2 separate regions of the Homo sapiens genome follow, and region 2 is linked to region 1. A link is an interaction called in ENCODE POLR2A ChIA-PET data of the cell type or tissue named here. Cell type or tissue: HepG2. All regions are shown on one strand. Links, peaks and the distances in the headings refer to the core of each region. The heading gives the core; the rest is flanking DNA. Region 1 holds the start of GPX7 (glutathione peroxidase 7). Region 2 overlaps ZFYVE9 (zinc finger FYVE-type containing 9).

The links. ChIA-PET counts read pairs that join two places held together with the same protein. Peaks named below come from ENCODE experiments on the same cell type or tissue, not always from the same donor. Only the 100,000 strongest peaks of a DNase experiment are listed, where the experiment ranks them.
Region 2: POLR2A ChIA-PET joins it to region 1 with 8 read pairs; 2 of 35 experiments call an interaction of 5 or more read pairs at or near these places.

Annotation. Positions count from the first base shown.
Region 1 is chr1:52,591,890-52,602,494 of GRCh38, reverse strand. It overlaps GPX7 (glutathione peroxidase 7), which reads right to left and starts at 124. Exons shown (of 3, transcript NM_015696.5): 1 at 1-124. The coding sequence starts at 85. In HepG2, for the core only: no CTCF peak of the experiment used is centred there; a DNase peak (open chromatin) is centred at 1,544; H3K4me3 peaks cover 1,368 bases.
Region 2 is chr1:52,224,136-52,240,344 of GRCh38, reverse strand. ZFYVE9 (zinc finger FYVE-type containing 9) reads right to left here. Exons shown (of 19, transcript NM_004799.4): 3 at 7,069-7,174; 4 at 750-2,857. The coding sequence starts at 7,138. Among named protein-coding and RNA genes, the nearest start is that of ZFYVE9, 90 kb to the right of the region's middle. In HepG2, for the core only: no CTCF peak of the experiment used is centred there; no DNase peak of the experiment used is centred there.

The DNA.
Region 1 (10,605 bases), core at 1-2,500:
TGAAGTCGTAGAAGTCCTGCTCCTGCTGCGCGCAGGCCGCAGCCCACAGGAGCAGCCACGCCGCTGCCACCGTCGCCGCCACCATGGCTTGTTCCGGAGGTGGCGGCGTCGCGAGGGCAAAGACGGGGCGGGGGGATCTAGCGCGGGGGGCGGGAGGAGGCGGCTCTGGCGCCGCTCGGCCCGCAAGGCAGGACGCGCCGCGTTCTCGTTCCCTCCGCAGGCGGTGGATGTCCGGCTCTGGACCTCAGTTTCACCGTCTGTCCTGAGGCAGCGCACCCCTGCCCCGGACCCCAGAGCCAGGGTTTCAGGATTCTGTCCCCTGAGACCGGAGTTCGTTTCAGTGAGGCTCCCTCTTGTCCCAGGAAACAGCGACTTGGCAGGGACAGGGAGGCAAAAATCTGAGAGCTCAGCTTCTCATTAGTGCAGCGGCCTTAGGCTGGCCTGGTCACGCCCCCACTCCGACCTCAGTTTCTCCACATGTTAAGTGGAGCTAGTCGGTATAGGATGGAAGTAATAGAAAAACGGATGCGAAACACTTTAACAGTTGAATGGTGCCTGCAAACTTCAGGTGAATGAATGCATGTTCCCTGAAAGTGATGGCTGGGAGAAGAAGAGAGGACCGTGGGCCTGTTGCAGGTTAGGTTCCTGGAAGCAGATTCTGAGATGGAGATTGGAGTGCAGGATGTTTATGAGGGAGCACCCTTGGGATCAACAGGCGTGGGAAGGATGGGAGGGAACAGGAGTGGCACAGGGGGAAAGTAGTGAGCTCCATGCAGGCCCCAAGACAGTTTTAGCTGACTCGACAGGGACTCTAGAGCTAGAGTAGCCCATCAGATGAGCTAAGATGGCCAGGTCATCCTGCCTTTATCAGTCCTTGGATGTGGGGCCACCTGGCAAGTGGGGCAACAAGGGCCAAGATGGCCCTGTCTGTGGAGAAGCTGACATTAAAGGCTTTGTGCTAACAGCACTCCTAGCAGCTGGTGTCTGTCCTAAGTCCTCAGTGATGGGGGATCTGGGCAGCACATCACAATGTCTCCCCCTGCTCAGAAAACCCCTGTTGAGCCCATGAAATGTCAAACATGGAGCTGGATCCTGTACTCACAGGCTGTGAGTTTTTTCTGGAAACTCACAGACTGGTGTGAGAGAAACCAGGTAAACTGCAGATTTTATGTAATGTGGTAAGGGCTAAGCACTCCTGTGGTCATCAACAAAAACTTCCTGAGCACCTTTTCTATGCCAAGTTTTGCTTTAGGTGATTCTTAGGCAGGGATGAACAGGAGGGCATTATCTCTATCCAGGGAGACACAGGAATTAAATAATTTATAAATAGCTCTAAAATTACTGTTGTGGTGAGTACCACCTAAACTAGCCTGGAGGGCCATGGAGGGCTTTCCAGAAAAAGGGAGATTTGAGCTGAGCTCTGAAGAATGAGGAGAAATTGGTCAGGATGAAGCAACATACAAGTGCAAAGGTCCTGGGGGGAAAGGAACATGGTGCATTGAGTAACAAAGAAGCCTCATTTGGTTGGAACAGAGAGGACAAAGGATGAGAGGGAAAGGTGGAGAGGCAGGAGGGAGTGAGATCACACAGAGCCTAGTAGGCCACAGTAGGGACTGTGGTCTTTAAACCAAGAAATGAAGGTTCTTTTTAGCAGGGAGGTATCACAATGAGTCTTTTGTTGTAGAAAGATCTCTTTCGACAGGGCCCGGTGGCTCACACCTGTAATCCCAATACTTTGGGAAGCCAAGACTGGAGGATTGCTTGAGGCCAGGCGTTCAAGACCAGCCTGGGCAACCTAGCAAGAACTGTCTCTTCAAAAAATTAAAAAATTAGGCCAGGCGCGATGGCTTACGCCTGTAATCCCAGCACTTTGGGAGGCCTAGGCAGGCAGATCGCAAGGTCAGGAGAACGAGACCATCCTGGTTAATGCAGTGAAACCCCATCTCTACTAAAAATACAAAAAATTAGCCAGGTGTGGTGGCACACGCCTGTAGTCCCAGCTACTTGGGAGGCTGAGGCAGGAGAATCACTTGAACCCGGGAGGCAGAGGTTGCAGTGAGCAGAGATTGTGCCACTGTACTCCAGCCTGGGTGATAGAGCGAGACTCCATCTAAAAAAATAAAAATTAAAAATTAGCCTCGTGTGGTAGCATGTGCCTGTGGTTCTAGCTATTTAGGAGGCTGAGGCAGGAGGATTGCTTGAGCCCAGGAGTTCAAGGTTGCAGTGAGCTATGATCATACCACTGCACTCCAACCTGGGTGACACAGACACTATCTCAAAAAAAAAATCCTTCTGGCTGTTCTGTGGAGTTGATAGGAAAGGGCAAGAGCAGATGTGGTCTAGATGTTGGAGTTGACGTAGCTCCAGGGCTACCTCCTAGAGACCCAGAGGCAGTTGCTACCTAGCCTGAGCAGCCAGGCAAGGCCTTCTGGAGGTGTGAGGTGATACTGGAGTTATATCTTGAAAGAGGAATGGGAATTCTCTAGGAGGGTCAGGGCAACAACGTCAGACTGAAAGAGCAGTATCTATGACAGCACAGAGTCAGAGAAGTGCTTGGCTGTTTGAGGTGAGAAGGGGTGTGGGGCAGATGAGATTGGAAGGGTCATCAGGATAGAGAAGGGCCTTGAGTGCCAAGTCACTCTCTAGAGTGTGGCAAGCAAAGGTTTTGAAGCTGGCCACAAGATCATATAGTTACTAGGACTCGAACCCAGGCCTTCAGGTGTAGACCATGGGATTTTTCTGCACCACCAAGGTGGCCTCACTCTTCAGGAGAAGGCAATATTATCAGGAGAGGTGGAGAGCAGAGGAAACGGCGCTCCAGGCAAGGGCCAAGGCATACATAAGGTGCCCCTGCCCATCCTGCTCCTTCTTCCCCATCTCTTTTGGGAGCCTTAAGCCTGTGATGGGTCCCACAGCTATTAAATGGTCTCTTCTCTCTCTGCCTTCTGGAACCATTGGGCTCTCTTCCTGCCACCTGTCCCTTTCACTCAGCCCCTTCTTGAGTGTCCCAGTAACCAGGAGTTCTCAAATTCTACTTCATATAACTTGGAGTGTTGCAAGTTTGGCCAAGCTATTTCCTGTTAAAATCCAGATAGATGAGCCGGGCGAGGTGGCTCACATGTTTATACAAAATTAGCCGAGCGTGGTGGTGCATGCCTGTAATTCCAGCTACTCAGGAGGCTGAGGCAGGAGAATCACTTGAACCCAGGAGGCGGCGGTTGCGGTGAGCCAAGATCATGCCATTGCAGTCCAGCCTGGGCAACAAGAGTGAAACTCCGTCTCAAAAAAAAAAAAAAAAATCCAGATAGATGGGCATTTCTACTAAACAGGGGGAAAAAAGTTAATAGTTAAATATTTCTCAGCTGTAACTTTCTTTCCTGGGCACTTTTCTCCTTTCCTATTTATGCTTCAAAACCCAGCTCATATGTGAAAAAGATACTTGGTCATGCATGTTTATAGCAACACAATTTGTAATTGCAAAAATGTGGAACCAACTGAAATACCCGTCAATCAACGAGTGGATAAAGAAACTGTGGCATACTCCATACGATGGAATACTACTCAGCCATAAAAAGGAATGAATTAGTCAAACCAATCCCCTGAGCCCTATGCAAATCAGACACCGCCTATTCCAGCCTCCTCATGTAACTGGCTGGTTTCTGCTGTACTCGCGGTTTCCTCTCTCGGCTTTGGATCACCCCCTCCCTCTGTCTCTGTACAGGGGGAGCTTCTTTCTTCTTCCTTGCCTGTTGGGAGAGAGAAAGAATAAAAACTAAAACTAGTCATACAAAACCTACAGTACTTTACTTTTTTTTTTTTGAGACGGCATCTCACTCTGTCGCTCAGGCTGGAGTGCAGTGGCACAATCTCAGCTCACTGCAACCTCTGCCTCCCGGGTTCAAGTGATTCTGTGCCTCCGCCTTCTGAGTACCTGGGATTACAGGCGGCCACCACCACGCACAGCTAAATTCTTTTGGTATTTTTAGTAGAGACGGGGTTTCATCATATTGGCTAGGCTGGTCTCAAACTCCTGGCCTCAAGTGATCCTTCTGCCTCGGCCTCCCAAACTGCTGGGATTACAGACGTGAGCCACCGCAACCGGCCAACATGTAGTACTTTACATGGCATTAAGCGGGGGAGAGGGTAGAGTAGTATGGTATAGAGTAAGGAGGGATTGTAACTTTAATTTGAATGATCAGGAAGCCTCACTGAGAAAATGGTATTTGGGCAAAGACCTAAAGAATGTCAGAGAGGAAAGTAGAAGAGCAGTCTCGGTAGAGGAAGCAGCAAGTACAAGGGCCTGGAGGCAGGAGCAGGCACGATGTGTTTGCTGAACAGCAAAGAGTCTAGTGTGGCTGGAGCAGAGTGAGCAAGGGGAAGAGTAACAGAAGATGACATCAGAGAGGTAAGGGATGGGTACACAGCTACTGTAGCATCTTACAAGCCATTGTGAAGAGTGTGGCTTTGATTCTGAATGGGATGGGAGGCCACTTAAGGGTTTTAATCAGGGAATGGACATTTCTAATTTATGTTTTACCAGAATCATTCTGACTGCAGTACTGAAATGAGAAGAGTAGTCAGGAGGCTATTGCAGTAATCCTCATAAGGGGACATGTGGGCAGTGGAGGTGGTGAGAAGTAGATTCTGAATATATTTTGAAAGCAGAGGCTGGGTGTGGTGGCTCATGCCTGTAATCCCAACAAGAATCTCTTGATGCTAGGAGTTCAAGACCAGCCTAGGCAATATAGTGAGACCCTGTTTCTACAAAAAAAAAAAAAAAAAGTAGCCTGGCACGGTAGTGTGCACCTGCAGTCCTAGCTACTTGGGAGGCTGAGGCAGGAGAGTCACTTGAGCCTAGGAATTTGAGGCTGCAGTGAGCATGATTACTTCACTGCACTCCATCCTGGGAGACAGAGTGAGACCCTGTCACTAAAAATAAAAATAAAGGTAGGGCGCAGTGGCTCACGCTTGTAATCCCAGCACTTTGGGAGACCGAGGTGGGCGGATCACCTGAGGTCAGGAGTTTGAGACCACCCTGGCCAACATGGCGAAACCCTATCTCTACTAAACATACAAAAAGATTCTGGTCATGGTGGCACATGCCTGTAATCCCAGCTACTCGAGAGGCTGAGGCAGGAGAATCGCTTGAACCTGGGTGGCGGAGGTTGCAGTGAGCCAAGATCATGCCACTGCACTCCAGCCTGGGCAACAGAGTGAGACCCTGTCTCAAAAATAAATAAATAAATAAATAAATAAAAATAAAGAAAGAAAGTAGAGGCAAAAGTATTTCCTGACAGGTGGAATATAGGGAATGAGAGAAAGACAAGAGTCACAGATGACTTTAAGGTTTTTGGCCAGAGCAATTGGAAAGATGGAGTTGCCATTAATTGGGATGAGGATGCTTGTGGGGGGAACTGGTTCAGGATGGAAAATCAAGAGCTCAGTTTTGGACATGTTAAGTTTGAGTTGCCTATTAGCAGTAGTAAACATTTACAAATTGGCTTTCCAGGAGAAAAAGGTGCGTGTGTGTGTGTGTGTGTGTGTGTGTGTGTGTATAATAAGTTTATTATAAGGTTTACTGATATAAATGATGCATAGCACACAATTCACAAATAATAAAATATATAGTACTTCTTATTGTAAATTCCATATGGCCACTTTATTCCCACAGAACGTTTTAATTGATGTTGGCCAGACTCTTATATCTATAGCCAACTAATGGTTGCAATTGCTGAACATGTATACTTCCAAGATTAATGTTGGTTGATATTTTTATTTCCATTAATAGTAAGATGAAAGTGAAACAGTAGAGATATATGCCAGAACAAGGATAAAGCCAATAACACGAAGGCTTTCTTTGTGGCATCTGAGAGTAGTTTCCAATACCAGAAGAATATTTACACTAATTTTTGTGTTATTCACAGACTAATGGCTATAGACATAATATACTCTCAATTTAATCTGTATTATTAACATTTTTTCCATCACTTTCTTAAGTCTAGGCAATAAACAAAACAATAAATCAACCCCTGAGAGCCACATTTGCTAATGTGTGGTGTAATACTCCCACCCTGGTTGATTTTGAGCTTCCAACATGATTTTACTGAATGTGGAGTTAGGAAGAGATGTGAGAATAGCATACCATTATGCAGTATTTCCACAATACAGATAGAATAGACATCAATAAACTTGAGAGCACAGAAAATCATAAAATAGAGTAAAACAATTAGAAAGTGATAAGTTTTTAATATTACCTTTCTTTTTAACATAATTTCTTTAATTTTAAAAATGTAATTTAATTTTTAGGAATGGCTGTGGTTAGCAAGAGGCTGGCAAAAGTCCTGGAAACATAACAATTGACTCTAGGAGCTGGTTCCAGACACCATTCCTATCTCTGATACGGTTGGATATATGAGTCAGGAATTGGAAGAGATCTAAGGCAAGATATAAATTTGGGAGTGGGCCGGGCACGGTGGCTCACACCTGTAATCCCAGCACTTTGGGAGGCTGAGGCAGGTGGATCATCTGAGGTCAGGAGTTTGAGACCAGCCTGGCCAACATGGCGAAACACTGTCTCTACTAAAAAATACAAAAATTAGCAGGGCGTGGTGGCAGGCACCTGTAATCCCAGCTACTCAAGAGGCTGAGGCAGAAGAATCACTTGAGCCTGAGAGGCGGAGGTTGCAGTGAGCTGAGATCGTGCTATTGCACTCCAGCCTGGGTGACAGAGTGAGACTCTGTCTCAAAAATAAATAAATAAATAAATAAATTTGGGAGTGGACAGCACACAGAATATTTAAAACCATGGTACTGGATGATGATGGTGAGTTGGAATAGAGAGAAAAGAGAACCAAGGACAGCCCTTGGGACTCCAGCATTCAGCTGGAGATGAAGACATGAGGGAGCCAGAAAAAGACACTGAAAAAGAGTAGCCACAGGAAGGACCAAAAACCTAAAAGAGTGCGATGTCATGGAAGCTAAGTGACAGATTTGTTCCAGAATGAAGAGAGGGATTAACTGGTAAAATGCTGTTGATAAATCTAGGAAGATTAGGACTGAGACCTGAACATGGGATTTAGCAATTTATCCTTCAACCAATAAAGGGAATTAAACAGACAAAATCACATTTCCTTGCCTCTTTGCCATTCCTCATCTGCTCCCCCTGCCTGTATTGTTTTCCCGTCCTTGTGCTTACAGCAAGTTCCTATAGGGCTTCCAGGTTTTATTAATCGGGGCCTCAATAGGAAACAGATGAGATACTCAGATTAGGGGAATTTGAGGAAGGCTCATTTACACAGGGACTAATTTCCATTGTGTGGGTGGGGTGTAGGAGAAGACAGGGATCGTTCAGGAACCTATCTGAACTGTTAACATCTCTTGACCTGAATGGATGGGAAGAGGGAGGAGAGATTATGGAAGCTGGAAAAAGAGTCCTATACACCTATACACCAAGCCATCTTGAAAGGGGCAGTTCCCTTGTTTGTTTGTTTGTTTTTTTGAGACAGAGTCTTCGTCACCCAGGCTGGAGTGCAGTGGCGCGAGCTCAGCTCACTGCAACTCCGCCTCCTGGGTTCAAGTGATTTTTGTGCCTCAGCCTCCCTGAGGCTGTTAATTTCAAAGGAGAATCACAGCCAGTCCAAGGTAAACTTACAGGGAAGGAGCCAGGGAGTTAATTCATCTCCTCTTTCTCACCAGTCTCCTTCGGGGATATTGGCCGGTACCTGAGTGGAAGCCAGGGAGCAAAGGAGCCCATCAATGTCAGCTGTACAGGTTCAGTGTACCAAGAAGACAATGGGGGTGGACAGTGGATCCAAAGAGTCAGACAGAAGGTGTGCAGCACACAAACCCAACTCAGAAAACAGGTTTTCTCTGAGGCTTTTCTCAACACTTTTATTTAGGTGGGTAGTTGCCCCCATTCTATGCTTTCCTTTTCTTGTTTTTTTATTTTTTAGAGACGGCGTTTCACTCTGTCACCCAGGCTGTAGTGCAGTAGTGTGATCATAGCTCACTGCTGCCATCAACTCCTGGGCTCAAGCAATCTTCCTGCTACAGCTTCCCGAGTAGCTGGAACTACAGGAATGGGCTACCACACCCAGCTAATTTTTTTTCTATATTTTCAGAGGTTGGGGGTGGGGGTCTCACTATGTTGTCCAGGCTGGTCTTGAACTCCTGGCCTATCTCGGCCTCCTAAATAACTGAGATTAGATTACAGGCATCAGCCATGGAGCCCAATTTGTGCTTTCATGTAATGTAGCACTTATCATGCTGTATTGCAATGATCCACAATACTGGCTGCACCTTAGAATCACCTGGGGAGCTTTTAAAAAACACTAATGTCCAGGCTCCACCCTAGACCAACTGAATCAGGAAGTCTGGGGATAGGGTCCCAGCACTATGTATTTTAAAAATACCCCAGCTGATTTTAAGGTGCAGTCAGGATTGACAATCACTGTTGTGATGTCATTGCCTATCTACTTGTATGTTACCTTGAGGAATTTGTAGCTCTTTGAGGGCAGGACCGTGTTTGATTCAAACCTGTCACTAACCTGCAGCATGGGACCTTGTACAGGGCAGATGCTCAGGACATGAAAGTTCACATTAAAGAGTATTACGACTTTAATTTTTGTGTAATTTTGTTATGATTGTGGTATGTATCTCATCTAGGGCATTGTTTTTCAAACTGAGAGTTGCAACCCATTAGTAAGTTACAGAATCAACTTACTAGCTCAGACTAGCATGGAAAAAAAATTGAATAGAAAAAGTCAGAGAATGTCCTATACAGTAAGGGTAAGTGTAGTATTGTGAAACACACATGTGTAATCCAGGATGCAATGTAAACTATACTTCTCCCATGGGTTTCATTCAAAATGCTTGAAATTCACTGACCTAGGACAAATAATATAACTATGCTTGTGTTTTGTTATCTTTGAAATGGGGATAATAATAGTACCTTCTACCCCATGGCATTGTAATGAAGATTAGATGAGCTATCATATGTAAAGTGCTTGATGTCCAGTACAGAGTAAATAATCAACAGTAGCCGTTAATGTTGTGCGACAACAAACATTTGTAACAAGTAGAATATAAAATTATATTCATGCCGTAGTTACTGCTGTGTAATATTATGCACGCAGTTAGACAAGCATGATTTATCTTACTATATTAGATCAGTTATTATTGGTAAGTGCTATGGCAATAAATAAGCTTTTACAAATAGGAAGCAGTGCACCCAACTTCATTTCTTGAGGCCAGGAATATTCTGGGGCCTGATTAGAGTGGTGGAGGTGCTGTCTTAGATTCTATCTAAGGCTACATCCTATTAATATCTTTACTGCATTTGACCGGTGCCCACAAGCTATCTCTGCACCTGCTCTTGGAAAATTAACACAGCTCTGTTTAGAGGCCCTAGCGGGGAGGGACTCAGCAGGCCTTAGTTATTTAAGTATCTAAAGTATTTTGCACCATGCCTGGCGCTCAGTAAATGTGGGCTAAATTGAATTGAACTGTTGATAACTGTTGCGTGACCTTGATCAAGTCACTCCCACTCTCTGGACCAGATTTTCCTGTATGTAAAATAAGGGAGGTTGCATGGAAGGTTAGAAGTAGAAGACACCTCTGATTTTACAAATGGGGAAGCTGAGACCCAAATAGGGGAAGGGACTTGCCCAAGTTCAAACCCGAAAGAGAGAGAGGGGTTATAGCTGAAATCTCCCCACTCTGTGGGTAGAGCACTTTGGATTGCCAAATATAATAGTAGCATTGTATTGTCAATCCAATTCTGTAGTCCTGGGAACAGTTAGAAGCAACAAACTAAAGATACTCATAGCAGCAGGGATAGATTGAAAAAATGTAGTGTGGTATGCAAAAGTAAAATACAGAATGATATATATAACCTGGTACCATTTATATAAATGTAAAATATGTGCACACAGAATGAAAATGCATATTTTGCAAGAACAACATAAATGGCTACACAATAAACACATTAGAAGAGTTGTCTGTAGGGATAGGGAGAGGAAAGGGAATGAAAGGCAATAAGTTGGGCCCAGTGCAGTGGCTCATGCCTATAATCCTAGTGCTTTGGGAGGCCAAGGCAGGAGAATCACTTGAGGTCGGGAGTTCAAGACCAGCCTGACCAACATGGAGAAACCCCATCTCTACTAAAAATACAAAATTAGCCAGGCATGGCGGCACATGCCTGTAATCCCACCTACTCGGGAGGCTGAGGCAGGAGAATCACTTGAACCTGGGAGGTGGAGGTTGTGGTGAGCAGAGATCGTGCTATTGCACTCCAGCCTGGGCAACAAGAGCGAAACTCCATCTCATAAAAAAAAAAAAAAAAAAAGGTGGGAGGAGGGTAAATAAAAAAAAGAAAGAGGCCTTTGAGGCCAAAGGATACAGTGTGCTATGAATTGAGAAATATGTTTACCTCAATTCTCTGTACCTGAAGCTGAAAAATAATATAAGCCATGTGTCTCATGGATTTTTTTCTATTATTATGTATAAAAGGAAAGCGGGTAAGTTCTGAAATTGATTTCTAAAAATCCCTTCCTCCTCTCTTTGGCCTCTACCCTCCTTTGGGCCTTGGCTTCTCTTACCTGGACT
Region 2 (16,209 bases), core at 6,406-8,905, 370 kb after region 1:
TATAATTAATAGTAACAAAGCTGAAATTTTATTCTAGACCTGACACCATATCTCAAAAATATAAAATCTCCTTCCTTCCTTATTTACAACTCTAAACAAACAAACAAAAAAGATGTGTTTTTAGCTAACAAAATTTGGGGAGAGCTAAGGAATATCATTCTTACAACCTTGTCATAAAAATCTACAGACTTCAACTCTACTTTGTATCAAAGTTATATGGGAGAAAAGACAAAAATATGTGTGCATGTGTATAAAGAGTTCCAGAATGTTTTGTATAATGGCAAAAATCTCACAGAAAAAAGTAGGATGGATTCTATGTGTAATATTTTTCAACAATTAAATGTAATTTTTATTTTTATTTTTTGTATTTAAATGCATTTTTCAATAAATAATGCAATAAGTTAATGACAAATATTTCCTAAACTGAAAGAATAACTTCCTTATTTCAAACTATTACATTAACCAAGTAGCTATCAATACAGAAACCACAAAGTTTACACTTCCTCAATTCTCATCTCTTCATAAAAACTGATTCAGCATAAATCGTGGCAACAAAAAAAATTACAAATACTATCTAAGAATCAGTGACATCATTTTTTATATAGAAATTTACTAGAACTGGGTTTTCAAAAATGCTATTTAGGTCAACTCAACCAGACATATATTCACCTTACATTGCCTTTATTACTATTTAATTCAGCATTACAAAATGTGCATGCCCGATTTCTGAGTGTATACATGCAACTTACCTTCCCACATGCTCTGCAGTGATGCCTCCTTTTGGTGAATGTAAACCTGGCTTCACATTTCATGCAATTTGGAGCCTGAGAATCCGGTACCCATACTGGAGCCACCTCACCCAGAGTGGTGAATGGCTTTCTGGCAGAAATTCCAAACTGACCAGCTCTGAGATCATTATCTGGGCTATCTGGAGCTAATGCAAGGCATGGTCTAGTGGAGATCTCAGCCTCATAACTTTCTAAATGTTCCCCATTTGTATCGACATTAGAGATGTTTCCCAAAGATGGACTGCATACATTGGTTGCTGAGTTTTCCCCTAATTTTGCTTTCCCAAGAATATCATTTTTATTTTTAGTATTATTTCCACTGTTTGCAGGAAAGTCATTTTGTAAATGGTCTGATAATGGCTTTGGAATTTGAAGTTTAAGATTAGAAGGTTGCTTGGGTCTTGCACCACCAAAAGGAACACTGATAGATGGCAGGCTTGCTACTACCTTGGGGGAAGATTGCCCAAGCACTGATGGAACTTGACTACAGAAATTATGTAAATAATTTTTCTTCATTAGGTCACCAGTGCTGTTTAAAAGTAGTCCACTCCCTTCTGTGGCCTCATTTCCTCTCTGTTCATAAATATTTGAGTAGCATTCTGACTTGCTTTCCTCTATTTCTTTTTCTTCTGTTACTGAATCTTCTTTGGAGGGTAAAGTCTTTGGAACAAAAGAAACACCTGGGTCTTGCATTCCATAGGAATCACAACCATTAGATAGATAATTTGCTGCTGGTGTGTCTATAACAGTGGAGAAATCACATTCTTCACTTTCACTAATGCAAGTTCCTTTTAAATCTAGACCTGCATCTGCCAATCCAACACACTGTCCTCCACTATCACCATTAGTGTCCTCAGGCTGACTAATCTGTAGAAACTTTTCCTTTTCTTCGTTTACTTGGCTATCATTCATCTCATTTAGTTTAGTCAACTTCCAATTAGTCATGTCCTGAGATTCAGAGAAATGCTCTGTCATATTAAGGAATTCTGTAGTGCCAAGAGTTTCTTCATGTTCATAACCTTCATTTTCATCAGCCCTAACTTCATTAGGCACAAGGCAATCTGAACACCGTTCACAGTCATTATTCCTTCCAGACCCATTAGGCATGTCTGGTTTGAGAAGCAAAGGTAAACCAGACCGGAGGGATTCTTCAGTGGTGCTCTCCTCTGCTGGCTCTTTTTTCATCAAAATCCCCTCACTCATGTGGGAAAAGGAATTTGGACTCCCTAGATCTGTCCTAGGAGAGCTGATTTTGCCAGTGAGGTCCTCATCTGGTATATAGTTCTCTTGCTTTTTAACAGCAGGACATCCATCTGTTCCCTGGGATGAGATTACTGAATCAACCGTTAAACTTGTAATCGCAGACATGGAGGGGTCTCTACCTATACTTCCGTCATCCTTTAATTGTGAAGGGGAACAGACACTGGCTAGACTATCAGATGAAGTAGGACACAGATGGTTAACAGATCTCCCCTCTGTTTTCGGTCTATTCAATGGATCCATTTGTTTCTCTGAATTCATATCTTTTTCAGTGGACTCATTTATACTAAAACTAAATTGATCAGTTTGTCTGTTTTCATTATCCAGTGAACAGCTAAAAGCATCCATAAGGGATTGACTATTATAATTATTACAATCCTGTAAATCGTTTTGTAATGTCCTTTTATCACAGTTATGCATGACGGCTACAACAAGAACATTCTTCTCATCTGGCAGACAAGCCAGGTTTCCACATTTCTTCTCTCCCACTTCAACAGCACTGCATTGATCATCCCAACTATAGTTTCTCTTAATTAACTGGTCTTCTGCAACAGCATTTTCATCAATCCACATTGTGGCAATCTCTGGATTTAGATTACAGTCCTGTCCATTAGCACAGTGATCCTCTTCCTCTGTGGTCAGGGGAGCTGAATGAGCCAGGGAGAAGACTTTCAGTTGTGGTTGTGACTCATTAGAAACTGCAGATTCATTCACACTGGCCAAAGTAGGGTTAAATGACAGCCGGTGAGAAGGGGGATCTAGAATCTTATTCCACTTTGTATCCAATAAAGTAGAAGAAACTGTTTCATCTGGAAAAAAATAAGTAATTACAATAAGTTTGCTTGTAACACTGGAAAAGCTTATGACTAAGTTAATAACATTTCTAACTATCGTTTGAAAATTAAATATTCCAAGGATATTAGATTTCTAATTCGGGGCTAAAAAATAAGAAAATATATTTCAGACAATTCTCTGCAATTATATGTCACCAAATGGTAATATCTCAGACTATTCCAAACAACAAAAGAATTCTACCTCAATCTAGTAACATAATTAAACTGACCCACAGGTGAATGGGACCCAGAAGAGGGGAAAGCACCCTTGGATTGAGCAAAGCCAGGACAGGTGCTAATCTAATGGATTAGATGGAAAAAATTTAGAACAGTGGCTAGGATAACTAATTAAGCAGGAAGGAAAATGAAGTTTTCTGTAGAGACTGAATGCTCTACACTCTGTATCATAATTAGGATGTGGGTTTGAGAGAGATACCCATTTGCCAAAACTGGACAGTTAAGATCTATGCATTCTAATGTATATAAAGTTTACCTTTTAAAAAGCTGTTAAAAAAAATAAGAATGAAGCAGGGAGTGAGAAGGTGATAAAGGTATAAATGAAACAAAATGGCAGCATATGAAATGCTGTGAAAGCTGGATGATGGGTACACTGGGGTTTATTATACTTCTTACTTAAAAATATTTTAAATTTGCCCAACACATGTTAAAAAAAGTTTGCCACAGTACGTGAAATTCTGCTTGTAACCATGTCACAATACATTATTAATCAGGTTCATATTTATATTATTATCTGAGGACACTGGGCAAAAAGTGTTCATTTATCATATTAAATCAACATTCTTATAGTCTACCAATAAGCATAATTTCATATAATGTTTCTGTTTACTTTTTAACAGATCATAACTACAATGGCTAAGTTATTCTCTCAAGTTATAGGGCTACTGCATATGTCTAAGTAAATTAGAGAAATAAGGAACAATGCACTCAGTGCCTTTCTTGCTTTCTTCCTCCAGTATCTCTGATAATCATGGTCCTGAAATTATGCAGATATATTTGTAAGCTCAATCCTCATCTGTAACATTAATCTTCAATGTGTCCACAGCACCTTAATCAAAACTTTATTAAGGCATTTACTACACTGAAATGCAATAGTTTATCTACCCTTCTCTTTCAACCACTGAATGATTTCTGAAGGCAGAAATCATTTCTATCAATATAAGTCCTCACTTTGCATAGTGCCTGATAGGTAGAACATACACAGTAAATATATAAGTGAATATCTACCATAGTAAAAGCAGCAGGATTGAGGAACATGAAGATTAAATGATAGCTCTTGCCTCTAAGAAGTATATAATCTCATTGGGAGAATAAGAGACACGTACAAACATCTAATTAGCAGTATGGAGTAGCATAGGTACAGTAAGTCCTCACTTAACATTGTTGATAGGTTCTTGGAAACTGCAATTATAAGCAAAACAACTCACTGTATAAAGAAGCCAATTTTACTATAAGCTAATTGATATAAACAACAGTTAAGGTTCTCCGGCATACAGTGTATCAATTTGCTTAAAGTCACAGTTTCCAAGAACTTATCAAAGACATCAAGTGAGGACTCAGTGTCTGAAAACTATTATGTAGGAGTAGAAAAATAAATTCAGAGGAGACAGATATTTTCCAGGATGAGGTAAGCGAGCTTGAATTCATGAAGGCAAGAAGAACTGGGCTATGCTTCAAAGACAGTTTTATGTAAGTTTGGAAAAGAAAGCATTAATAAATAGAGGAATAAAGAAAAGCATATCCCCAAATATAAGAATTTAAGGAAGCAATAAGTAAATCAGTTTGGGTTGAGAAAAGAATTAGTGTAAAGAAGTAGTGAAAAGTTGTTAAAAAGGGCACAAAACTCAGATTGTGTGAAGAATGGGCTTAGTATCCTCTGAAATGTCAAATCCTGAATTTACCAAATTTGAACCAGTAGAGATTTGAAATTTAGTAACACAGGATTCCTTAAAAGAAAAAAAAGCAAATAAGTCATATTTCCAATATGGTTCCTGGAAACAAAAAAATAGTTACAGCTTCTTACAAGAATATTTAGCAATGTTCAAACAGAAATGATCGGGTATTAAAATTTTCATTATTCAACTGCCTCCTACCTGGGCATAATGTTGATTGCCCAGTGTCATCACAGTCTGTGGTATATTTTTTCATTTAAATGAGAAAATAAATTAACACAAAATGAGAAATCATTTTAAGTATATTCTCTAAGATAACACGAGGCTTGAAGTGATAGTTTTTAATGCAACTGGTAGTGAGATTCAAAAAAATAGTTCAAACAAATGAACCACAAAGTTACAACCAAGAAGCTGGTTTCAGAAATCCTTCTCCTTCTAAAGGAGTTATTATTCTGTAAGCAATTGCTCTATTTTTTAACTAAAATATTTTTACTGATTCAACAAAAATGTATTGAAAACAACTATACACAAAGCACCCTAATAGAATCTACAGAAGTCACAAAGAGACAAATGTAATGAACTAAGAGTTTTATTAGAGTCAGTGGTATTCTAGAAGCATAGTATTCACATGATTAGGTGTAATACATGTCTAAGTACCTTATGACTCAAAGAACTGTGATACACAGAGGGCTAAATCAAATAAAAGATTAAGAAAATACTTATACAAACAGTTGAAACTCAGAAAATAATATACCTTCCAGCCTGGTATGTACAAAGCCCACCTGGATGATGTAAAACCCCAATGATTAGATTTCACATTTACATGAACCAGGAATGAGCCTAGGAATATAGGTTAGTGTTAGGTCATCAATGGTAAAATATGAGAAAAGCAGGCCACTCTGGTAGCCTTCCTCTCTCTCTTCCTTCCTGTCATGATTCCATATTCAATTTAAGGCTGGAGAGCATTAAATATCTAAAGTAACAAAGTCAAAACTAATCTGTCTTCCCAACTGCTATCAAAGAATAGCCCGATTCACTGAATATAGCAAAGGTTTGTAAACCAATATGGAAATCATGGGCTTTATTATTTTTTAAGACAGGGTCTCACTCTGTCATCTGGGCTGGAATACAGTGGCATGATCACAGCTCACTGCAGCCTCTATCTCTAGGGCTCAAGTGATTCTCCCTCCTTTGCCTCCCAAATAGCTGGGACCACAGGTGTGCCACCAGGCCTGGCTAATTTTTTTTGTATTTTCTGTAGAGACGGGGTTTCATCATGTTGCCTGGACTGGAATCATGGACTTTGGATGGAAATATACCACTTTGTAAACTTGTTAATGCCATTTCCTGTTAGAAATAGAGAACACAGGGGAAGAACGGTGAGGAGGAAGAAATTTAATTATGGCTTACCCACTCAAGTTAAACCAAGATGGAAATTTAGAGAAAAGTCTTCCCTAAATAGAAGTGAATCTTGGCCAGGCGTGGTGGCTCATGCCTATAATCCCAGCACTTTGGGCGGCTGAGGAGGGAGGACTGCTTGACACCAGGAGTTTAAGACCAGCCTGGCCAACAAGGCGAAACCCCTTCTGTACTAAAAATACAAAAATTAGCCAGGCATGGTGGCGGGTGTATGGAATCCCAGCTACTCTGGAAGCTGAGGCATGGGAATCACTTCAGCCAGGGAGGCAGAGGTTCCAGTGAGCACTGCACTCCAGCTTGGGAGACAGAGCAAGACTTTCTCAAAAAACCAACCAACCAACAAACAAACAAAAGAAGTGAATCTTAAGTGGACATTTCTACTGATGCTTGAGAATATATAATTAACCACTTAGGCAGTTGTGATGTAAATAGTTTTAAATGTATCTTTACTTTATTGGGCAATCAATATAGAACGAGCTATTTTTCTTAGTTTAGGAAATGCAAGCACATTTCTTGACCATACATTCATTGTATAGGGTAGTTCAGTAAAGCTCAGGCTCTAGTGTCACACTGCCTGGATTCTAATCCTGCCACTTGTTCACAAGATAACTCTGAGAAAAGTGCTTAACCTCTCTGTGCCTCTATTCTCATCTATAAAATGGCAATAAGATCTGTGGGATTTTAAGTATCTGGCATTTAGTGCTAAAAAATGTTATTTCTTCCCCTGTATATTATTAAATAATATTACTATCATTAAGTCATCAGACCTGATTTTATTTTTTTAAATACTACATCCTCTTATATCCCCACATTCTCTATACCACATAGGCAAACAGATTCACCAATATAAATTCTCACCTTCGTTTTGTTCAAATTCATCTAACACCTTGTCCAGGTTGTAAGCTTCTGCTTGGAAGTAATTCTCCATCGGTGAGGAAACACCACTTAAGAGACTTGTTTAAACCTAAAAAGTAAATGCGTATTACATTTTGAATTATTAAAATATAATTTATAAATCTTAAGTATATACACAAGGATAAAATCTCTTATAAATCTTTCCAGATAATGGTAAACTACAAAACCTGGCATCCCACTGGATATATTATAAGATCTTTAAGCTAATAAATTCTAAAAACCTGTAAGCTGACAATCAACAAAATATAACTAAATATAAAAGGCTGACTTGGTGATCATTTCATGCTTCAACAGACACATTTCAGATGCTGGGAAAGGAATCATTGTTTGGTATAAAATTGTGTTTCTATTAAAGAACGAAGCTTACAGAATTTTTTTCAAATGGGAAATGACAGGGAAGTTTAAGTACAGGAGTAACGGATACTAGTTCCAAAATGCTAATGATGACTCTGACCTGGTTATTCCTTTTTTTTTTTTTTTTTTTTTTTTTTGAGACAGAGTCTCACTCTTGTTGCCTAGGCTGGAGTGCAATGGCTCCATCTTGGCTCACTGCAACCTCTGCCTCCCGAGTTCAAGCGATTCTCCTGCTTTAGCCTCCCAAGTAGCTGGGATTACAGGCAAGCACCACCATGTCCAGCTAATTTTGTATTTTTAGTAGAGACAGGGTTTCACCATGTTGGCCAGGCTGGTCTCAAACTCCTGACCTCAAGTGATCCGCCCACCTCAGTCTCCCAAAGTGCTGGGATTACAGGCATGAGCCATGCACTTGGCCCTGACCTGGTTATTCTTGTAACCCTCTTCGAGTACCATTTCTAAACCATTTCTTTAATGTTAATCGATCCAAAAGCATCCTTGGGCATATACACTAGGTATGTCAATGACTTAACAGATGCTAAGGGCACATAATAGGTGTTAAGTAAATGCTACCTATTATCTCCTTTTTTCCATCCATTACCATGATCTCCACACCTATTTCCTTAGTGTTTCAAATTTTTCTTTCCAAACTGAAAATTCTGCTTGGCTTCTTATTGATATAATACAGGCAGGGGAGGTCAAATTACAAATTCCCCAAAAAGTCTGAGTAAGGAAAACATGAAAAACAGAGAAAATCAGAAATGTAATAGGCTGTCTTTGTAAACTTTAAGTCAAATATAATAAGTGATGAAATTTCTTTGACTTACTAAGGTAGTGTTTCTTCTTCTCTGAGGTATATAAGTGTCAATGATATTTCCCTCATTTTACAAATAAGAAAACAAGCTCAGGGAATTTAACTGACTTATTCAAGTATTTCCCGGCCAGGCGTCGTGGCTCATGCCTGTAATTCCAGCACTTTGCAAGGCCAACGTGGGTAGATCACCTGAGGTCAGGAGTTTGAGACCAGCCTGGCCAACGTGGTGAAACCTCGTCTCTAGTAAAAATACACAAAAAATTAGGCAGGAGTGGTAGCGTGTGCCTGTAGTCCCAGCTACTCAGGAGGCTGAGGAGGGAGAATCACTTGAACCCGGGAGGTGGAGGTTGCAGTGAGCCGAGATTGCACCACTGCACTCCAGCCTGGGCAACAAGTGTGAAGCTCCATCTCAAAAAAAGAAAGAGTATTTTCCCATGATTATTAACTTGGTTAACATTTATAGATTGGCTCCTATTAGGTTACTTAAGTTTAGGTAGGCAAATAAGCTACATAATCTGTGAATTATTTTTTTTGGAGATGGAGTCTCACTCTGTCACCCAGGCTGGAGTGCAGTGGCTCAATCTCAGCTCACTGCAACCTCCCCCTCCTGGATTCAAGCGATTCTCCTGCCTCACCCTCCAGAGTAGCTGGGGCTACAGGTGTGTGCCACCATGCCTGGCTAATTTTTGTATTTTTAGTAGAGACAGGGTTTCACCATGTTGGCCAGGCTGGTCTCAAACTCCTGACCTCAAGTGATCTGCCCACCTCAGCCTTCCAAAGTGCTGGGATTACACGCATGAGCCACCACACCCAGCCCATAATCTATGAATTTTTTTAAATATCTATCTTTGTTGTCTAATTATTTATAGGTCAAAATCATTTTTATATGCATGCCATTTCAGATAGGTTGCACATTTAATGTCTACTAATGCTAAGAGCAAATGAAATTTCTCACAACACACAATCTGACACATTCAATATACACCTACAATATTTAACAGCATTTTATGGTCATTATAAAAATATTAGTAAACAAATAATCAGATTAACATATTTACCTACTGCATCTACTATATGCATCTATACTGTAATCAAGTCTCAGATATCATCCCTAACATTATAAAGCTTATAATTTAGTCAACAGTAAACAAGGCTAAGTAAGAAAATTTAAATAATAAATGATTTTAATAACAGCACAGGAGACAGCAAGTGATTAACCTGTCAGATAAAATTAACAGATAAGTGCTACAGAATAACTAGTACAGAAGTTCAAGAGGTTATTTAAGTTCATCATTCTTCATTTGATCTCTTTGCTCAAATATCACTTTCAAAGGCAAGTGTTATGTGAACCCCCAGAAAAGGTGATGGCTCCCCTTATAAGGGGACAGATAGAGACAGGAGGCAGCCAAGGGTACCCCAGCAAAACCCCACCTTCAAGTTTAAAACAGCATGAGGGCTGAAAAACCAAATTGCCCATCCTGGATGAAGCCTGCCCTTTTCCAACTGATTCTTTTTTTTTTTTTTTTTAAGTTCCAGGATACATGTGCAGAACATGCAGATTACATAGGTATATGTGTGCTGTGGTGGTCTGCTGCACCTACTGACTCATCCTCTAAGTACGATCCCCACCCCCGCAACAGGCCCTGGTGTGTGTTGTTCACCTCCCTGTTTGACTGATTCTTTCTGGATGCCCACCTGCGCACTGCACACTGGGAGGACGGGGTGGGGCCTTGGGAAGTTCACTCCGTTTGCCTCTCCTGTTCCTGTGTGGTAACATGGGATTCAATCTGTGAGATGGGAGCCTGTTAACAGGAACCCCTCTCGCTTTGCTGAGTTTTTTCCTTTTTGCCTTCCCCCTCACCCTTCAAAGTGTCTGTGAGCCTAGGCAGGGCGCGGAGGCTCACGCCTGTAATCCCAGCACTTTGGGAGGCCAAGGCAGGCAGATCACGAGGTCAGGAGATGGAGACCATCCTGGCTAACACGGTGAAACCCCGTCTCTACTAAAAATACAAAAAAATTAGCTGGACGTGGTGGCAAGCGCCTGTAGTCCCAGCTACTCAGGAAGCTGAGGCAGGAGAATGGCGTGAACCTGGGAGGCGGAGCTTGCAGTGAGCCGAGATCACACCACTGCACTCCAGCCTGGGCGACAGAGCGAGACTCCGTCTCCAAAAAAAAAAAAAAAAGTGTCTGTGAGCCTAATCTTTCCTGGTTGTTTGACAAGAACCCGCTTTTTCTACAACAACAATCCCTCATGGCACCCCATTCTTGGTCCTTAAAATATTTATCACCATCTATAAATACACATCAGTGTGATTATTTGTCAATCTCTCCCACCAGACTGTAGGCACCACAAGGGCACCCACCAGACTGTGTTCACCATGTATTCCTGGTGATTCACATAGAGCCTGATGTGCTAATGTGGTATCTATTTCAATTAATAACTGCAGAATGAATAAATGAACAGTGTATAAGCAGCTGGTCAATAAGTTGTACTGAATTCCAGTTACGATAACTGATTCAAACAAGCATCAAAAATGGATGCTAAACTATTAAGTAAATTATTATTGGGGAAGAAACTATTCACAGTACCTCACATTATCATTCCACAGGTAAATCACTAATTTCAAAGAAGGAAATGTATGTTTACAATGAAGAGATATAGAAATCATCACCTTAGCCAAATGATTTAACTCAGTACCACCACAACAGTTTAACAAGCTGACATTATGCACTTTCCAATATGATGCAATGAAAAATATAAAACATCACCTATACAGTATTCTTGCCAAAACATTTAGCCGATTTAATCATGAGGAGACAATAAGACAAATCTAGAATGTGAGACATTCTGTATCTGATCTGAACTTTCCAAAATATTATATGTGGCTAGGCGCAGTGGCTCACATCTGTAATCCCAGTACTTTGGTAGGCTGAGGTGGAGGATTGGATCGCTTGAGCCCAGAAGTTCAAGAGCAGCCTGGGCAACATCAACAAAAATAAAAATAAAAATTAGCCAGGTGTGGTGGTGCAGCTACTCAAGAGGTTGAGGTAGGAGAATCGCTTAAGCCCAGGAGTTCGAGGTTACAGTGAGCTATGACTGCACCACTGCATTCTAGCCTAGGTGACAGAGCAAGACCTCGTCTTTAAAAAAAAAAAAAGGAAAAAAGATTATTCTCAACTAGAACAGACAAAATATTAAATAACCAAGTGTCAGGCACTGACTTGATTCTGGATCAAGAAAACACACATATACACACACACAGCATAAATTAACATTTTGAGAACAATCTCAGAAGAAATTTGGATATGGACGATACATTGGGTGACACATTGAATTAATTATCATTTTCTTAGATGTGATAATGGCATTCTGATTTTGTAGGGGAATGCCCTTACTTGTTCTCTTAGGAGATGCCTGCTGAAGTGTTTAGGGAAGAAGTGTTGTGTTGTCTGCAACTAACTTTTAAATGATGTGAGAGTATATGTGTGGGAAGGGAAGAAAGGTGTGCAAAAGGGACAAAATGGTAAAAACTGATAACTCTAGCTGAAGGATATATGGGTCTTAATTGTTCTAGTCTTTCCATTTTTCTGCAGGCTTAAGATTTCTTAAAAGAAAAAAGGGCACACTGAGCTGATGGGTGGTAAACATTCCTTCCTACTCTAAATAAAAAAATTCTAGACAAAACTAATTATTTTAAAGAGTTTAGCACTTTGGGAGGCCAAGGTGTGAGATCGCTTGAGGCCAAGAGTTTGAGATCAGCCTGGACAACATAGTGAGACTCCGTATCTACAGAAAATTTTAAAAATTCGCTGGGTGTGGTGACACATGCCTGTAATCCCAGCTACTCATGAGGCTGAGGCAGGAAGATTGCTTCAGCTCAGGAGACGGAGGTTGCAGTGGGCCATGATGGTGGCACTGCACTCTAGCCTCAGCAACAGAGTGAGACCCTGTCTCAAAAATAAATAAATAAAAAAATTCTAAATAAAATATTTTAAAAGAGTTTAAACAGTCAAATTCAAAAGCAAGAAAGGGAAATACACAGATGCCATAAACCTAGAAGGAAAGCAGGAACTGAAGAGTGGCAGTCCATAGGAGTATCAAAACTAGACAGCAACCTTTAAGCCTGGGTTTTGAAAGGTAGCAGGAAGAATAAGAATTACTGGCTGCAAACATAGAAATTTATGCACCAGAGGGGCTAAACTGAGCTTTCTACATGAAGCCAGGAGCTACAGAAAAAGTCCCCTCCATGGTCCCAAGACTCAGCAATGGAGCAGGATGGAATAGAGTGCCAATAAAATAAACCATGAGAAATTAGAATTCCTAACCTAGTCCTCACTCAGGAGAAAGAATGATATTAAGTCTTCTCATCCAGGAACATACTAGGGTTTGCCTTTATGCTAACCCAGCTCTTCCTATGAGTTTTAACAGTGTTTTTAACTTTAAAAAGTCATTAAATATTGGATAGTCAGGGGAGAGGGTACATGCAACTACAAAGGAGTAGCAATAAGGATCTCTGTGGTGATAGAATTATGCTGTATCTTAACTGTGATGGTGAATACACAGCTGCAAAGGCTGATTGGACTGTGACATCACAGCTGTGGCTACTACAGAAGGGAAAAATGGATTTTGGTGACTTTGGTGGATAACTGATAGTTTTTGCTACAATGGGTGGAAACTTCCTTAGGCAACGCCTGAAGGATGAGATTTTGGCAAGTGAAGGCAGAAAAGAGGGCACTATCTTCTCACACTCCCATGTGAAAAGGCTAAAGGAGGAGAAATAGCTTGCCAACTGCAGACTCAGAGTTTTGGTGAAGAAGGCATTGCTGCCAAGTACCTCTGCTCCACCCTCAACTGAAGAGAAAAGTGGCTCAGTTTCCTATTAAACACTGCTGGTCCCACCATGCCTTTCCTTACAGCTTACATGGAAAAGTCAGATAACTCAACCAGAGTATGCAACATTCCATTAGTGAGTAGTGTAATCAGTTTTTGTAACCTTTCTCACCTATATACCCTCCACCATTTTCTACCCCTTCTGAAAGGAAAATCTTGGGGCCCCAAAATCACTAAGCTAAAGGGAAAAGTCAAGCTGGGAACTGCTTAGGGCAAACATCCCTCCCATTCTATTCAAAGTTACCCTTCTGCTCAATGAGATAAATGCACATCTGTTGCCTCCTTTGGAGAGGCTAATCAGAAATTCAAAAGAATGCAATCATTTGTCTTTTATCTACCTATGATCTGGAAGCCCACTCCCTGCTTCCAGTAGTCCTGCCTTTGCTTTGAATTGTCCCGCCTTTCCGGACAGAACCAATGTTCATCTTACATATGTTGATTGATGTCTCATGTCTCCCTAAAATGTATAAAACCAAGTTGTGCTCTGAGAACCCTGGGCACGTGTTGTCAGTGATACAGGAGTTAAGAAGAAATCACTTAGGCAGATAGTAAGGGTACGAGAGTCCTCAGTAAGGCTTTTCTTTTTAATGAAAAGTAGCCCCAAATCATTTTCTTTTTTCTTTTTGAGACAGAGTCTCACTCTGCTACCCAGGCTGGAGTGCAGTGGCATGATCTCGGCTCACTGCAACCTCTGCCTCCTGGGTTCAAGCGATTCTCCTGCCTCAGCCTCCCGAGTAGCTGGGATTACAGGCTTGTGCCACCATGCCCGGCTAATTTTTGTATTTTTAGTAGAGATGGGGTTTCACCACGTTGGCCAGGCTGGAAATCATTTTCTAACAAAGAGCAGTCTGTGAAGTCGAGCTGCAGACACAGACAAGGAAGCTGGGAGCTTGCACGGGTGAATGCCAGCAGGAACTAGGGACTAGACATGCTCAAGATGGAGGCTCCATCTTCCCTTCTCTGCCAGCCACATGTACAGTAAGGAGCAGATAAGATGGCACCTGCCAAGGAGAAAGTTCGTTTGCATAATAAGATTAGGGTGGGGCAACCAGCCTTCCCTGCATGCTATGTAAACTTCATACCTGATCGAACCAATCTGTGAGCTCTACATAAATCAGACACCGCCTCCTCAAGCTGGACTATAAAATCCGGCGCATCCACCACCTGCCAGTCTTTTCCCTCGGAAGACCCGTCTCTCTCAATAGAGAGAGCTGTTTTTCTTTCTCCTTTCTTCTGTTTATTAAACCTCTGCTCCTAAACTCCTCGTGTGTGTCGGTGTCCTAAATTTTCCTGGCACAAGACGATGAACCTTGGGTGTATACCTCAGACAACACAGTTGCTTCATCAGGACCTCTTGGGTGTCCTCAACCTTGGCAAAATAAACTTTCTAAATAAACTGAGACCTGTCCCAGATGTTGGGACAATTTAGTTCCTCTTCAAAGACTCAACTTCCTGGTCATAAGTTGTAAACAATCCTACCCCTTCTTCTGTTAAGCCTAACTGTTTCTTCTTTACCGCCACCCCTTCACAAATCACACTTTTACCCTATTTGGAAAAGTTTAAGCCTTGGCCAATCGGGATCAGCTTAGATTGTGCAGTCCGACCCATCCAACATGGGAAAGACACAGAAACAGGAACTGTGTTAGGGTTAAAAACCCCTTCCTTCGTTTGGTGTGCTCTTGTATTTGTAACAGGCATAAGCAGCACCCTTCGGCAGAAGTAAAGTTCCTTGCTGAGAAAACTTCTAAATGCGGGTTTCTTTTCACTACACTGAGCACTTGTTTCCAACAAATCTGGGGGCTTGTCCAGGATCCCATTCTCCTTTGGGAGGGGCTAGTGATTATCTTTCATGGGGAGACGCATCCCACTGCCTCGTTGTGGTGGCCCCAGGAGTGGAGGATCGAATCTCGCCCAAAGTGACGAATAAATCCGGACTCTCAGCAACATGGGCTATAGGGAGGATCCCTAAGAATTCCTCAGTGACCAGATAACTCTGTGCATAGACCAAGGTAAGAAACGTCACTATTGGGGCAACAAAGTATTCCTTGGTGGTTGGGATCTCTGTAGGTTGAAAGTGTGTGAGTGAGACACGCCATTGGGTGCGAAGCGAGTGTGGAGTCCGGACTCGGTTCTGTGGTCACCTTGTAGGTCTTAGGGCAGTTTTCCAGTCAGGGGATTACACCAACCCACCAATACTAAGAGGAACCTAAAATTCTCACGAGGGAAGCAGCCAATAAGGACAAAGTGGGTGCTCACAAGAGTGCAAGAAACCTCCAGTGGGAAAAGGGGAGGTTCAGCCTCTAGGACACGGGAGTGCAAGAAATCTCTAATACGAGACATTTAGCCTCACCAACCGCCAGGATGGGAAATACCCCAAGTAAGACAGGGACTATAAAAGGCCAAGCAGACAATAAAATTCCCCCTGACAGTCCCCTATGCCTTATGTTAAAATACTGGAAGGATAATGAAAGGACAAAACACAAGAAAAGACAGCGTATGATAAAGTATTGCTGTTTTTATTTGGACTAAGGAACCCACCCTCAGACCTTCAGTCTTTTGGCCAGAGTTTGGGTAAAATGAGGACTGGATATGTCAACTCCTGATCCAGTAAGTCAATGATAAAAGTCCAGTTTCTCAAGAGGAGACAGATGATGCTCTATGTTGGAGAAAAAGACCTGTCCTTCTCTATCCCCTAAAGGATGAGAAAGCAAAGCCAAATTCAATACCTCCCAAAGACGACCTACCTAAGTCAAATTCTGTATCTAAAGATGCATGGGATCCTCTAGACCACCTTCCCCTGCCTACCCCTCCACCCTAAGTGGAACACTCAGTCCTTCCCCTCCCTACCCCTCCACCCCAAGCTGAACACTCAGTTCCTCTCCCATATAACCCTGCCCCATGGGCCATGCCACCCCACATCCCCGCTGGACAGCCACCTGAACATGCCCCTTCCTCAGGAAAGCTCCAATGGGAAATAGACAATGCCAAAGGGATATCCAAAACTTTCCTTTCCTCCCTTCCTCAA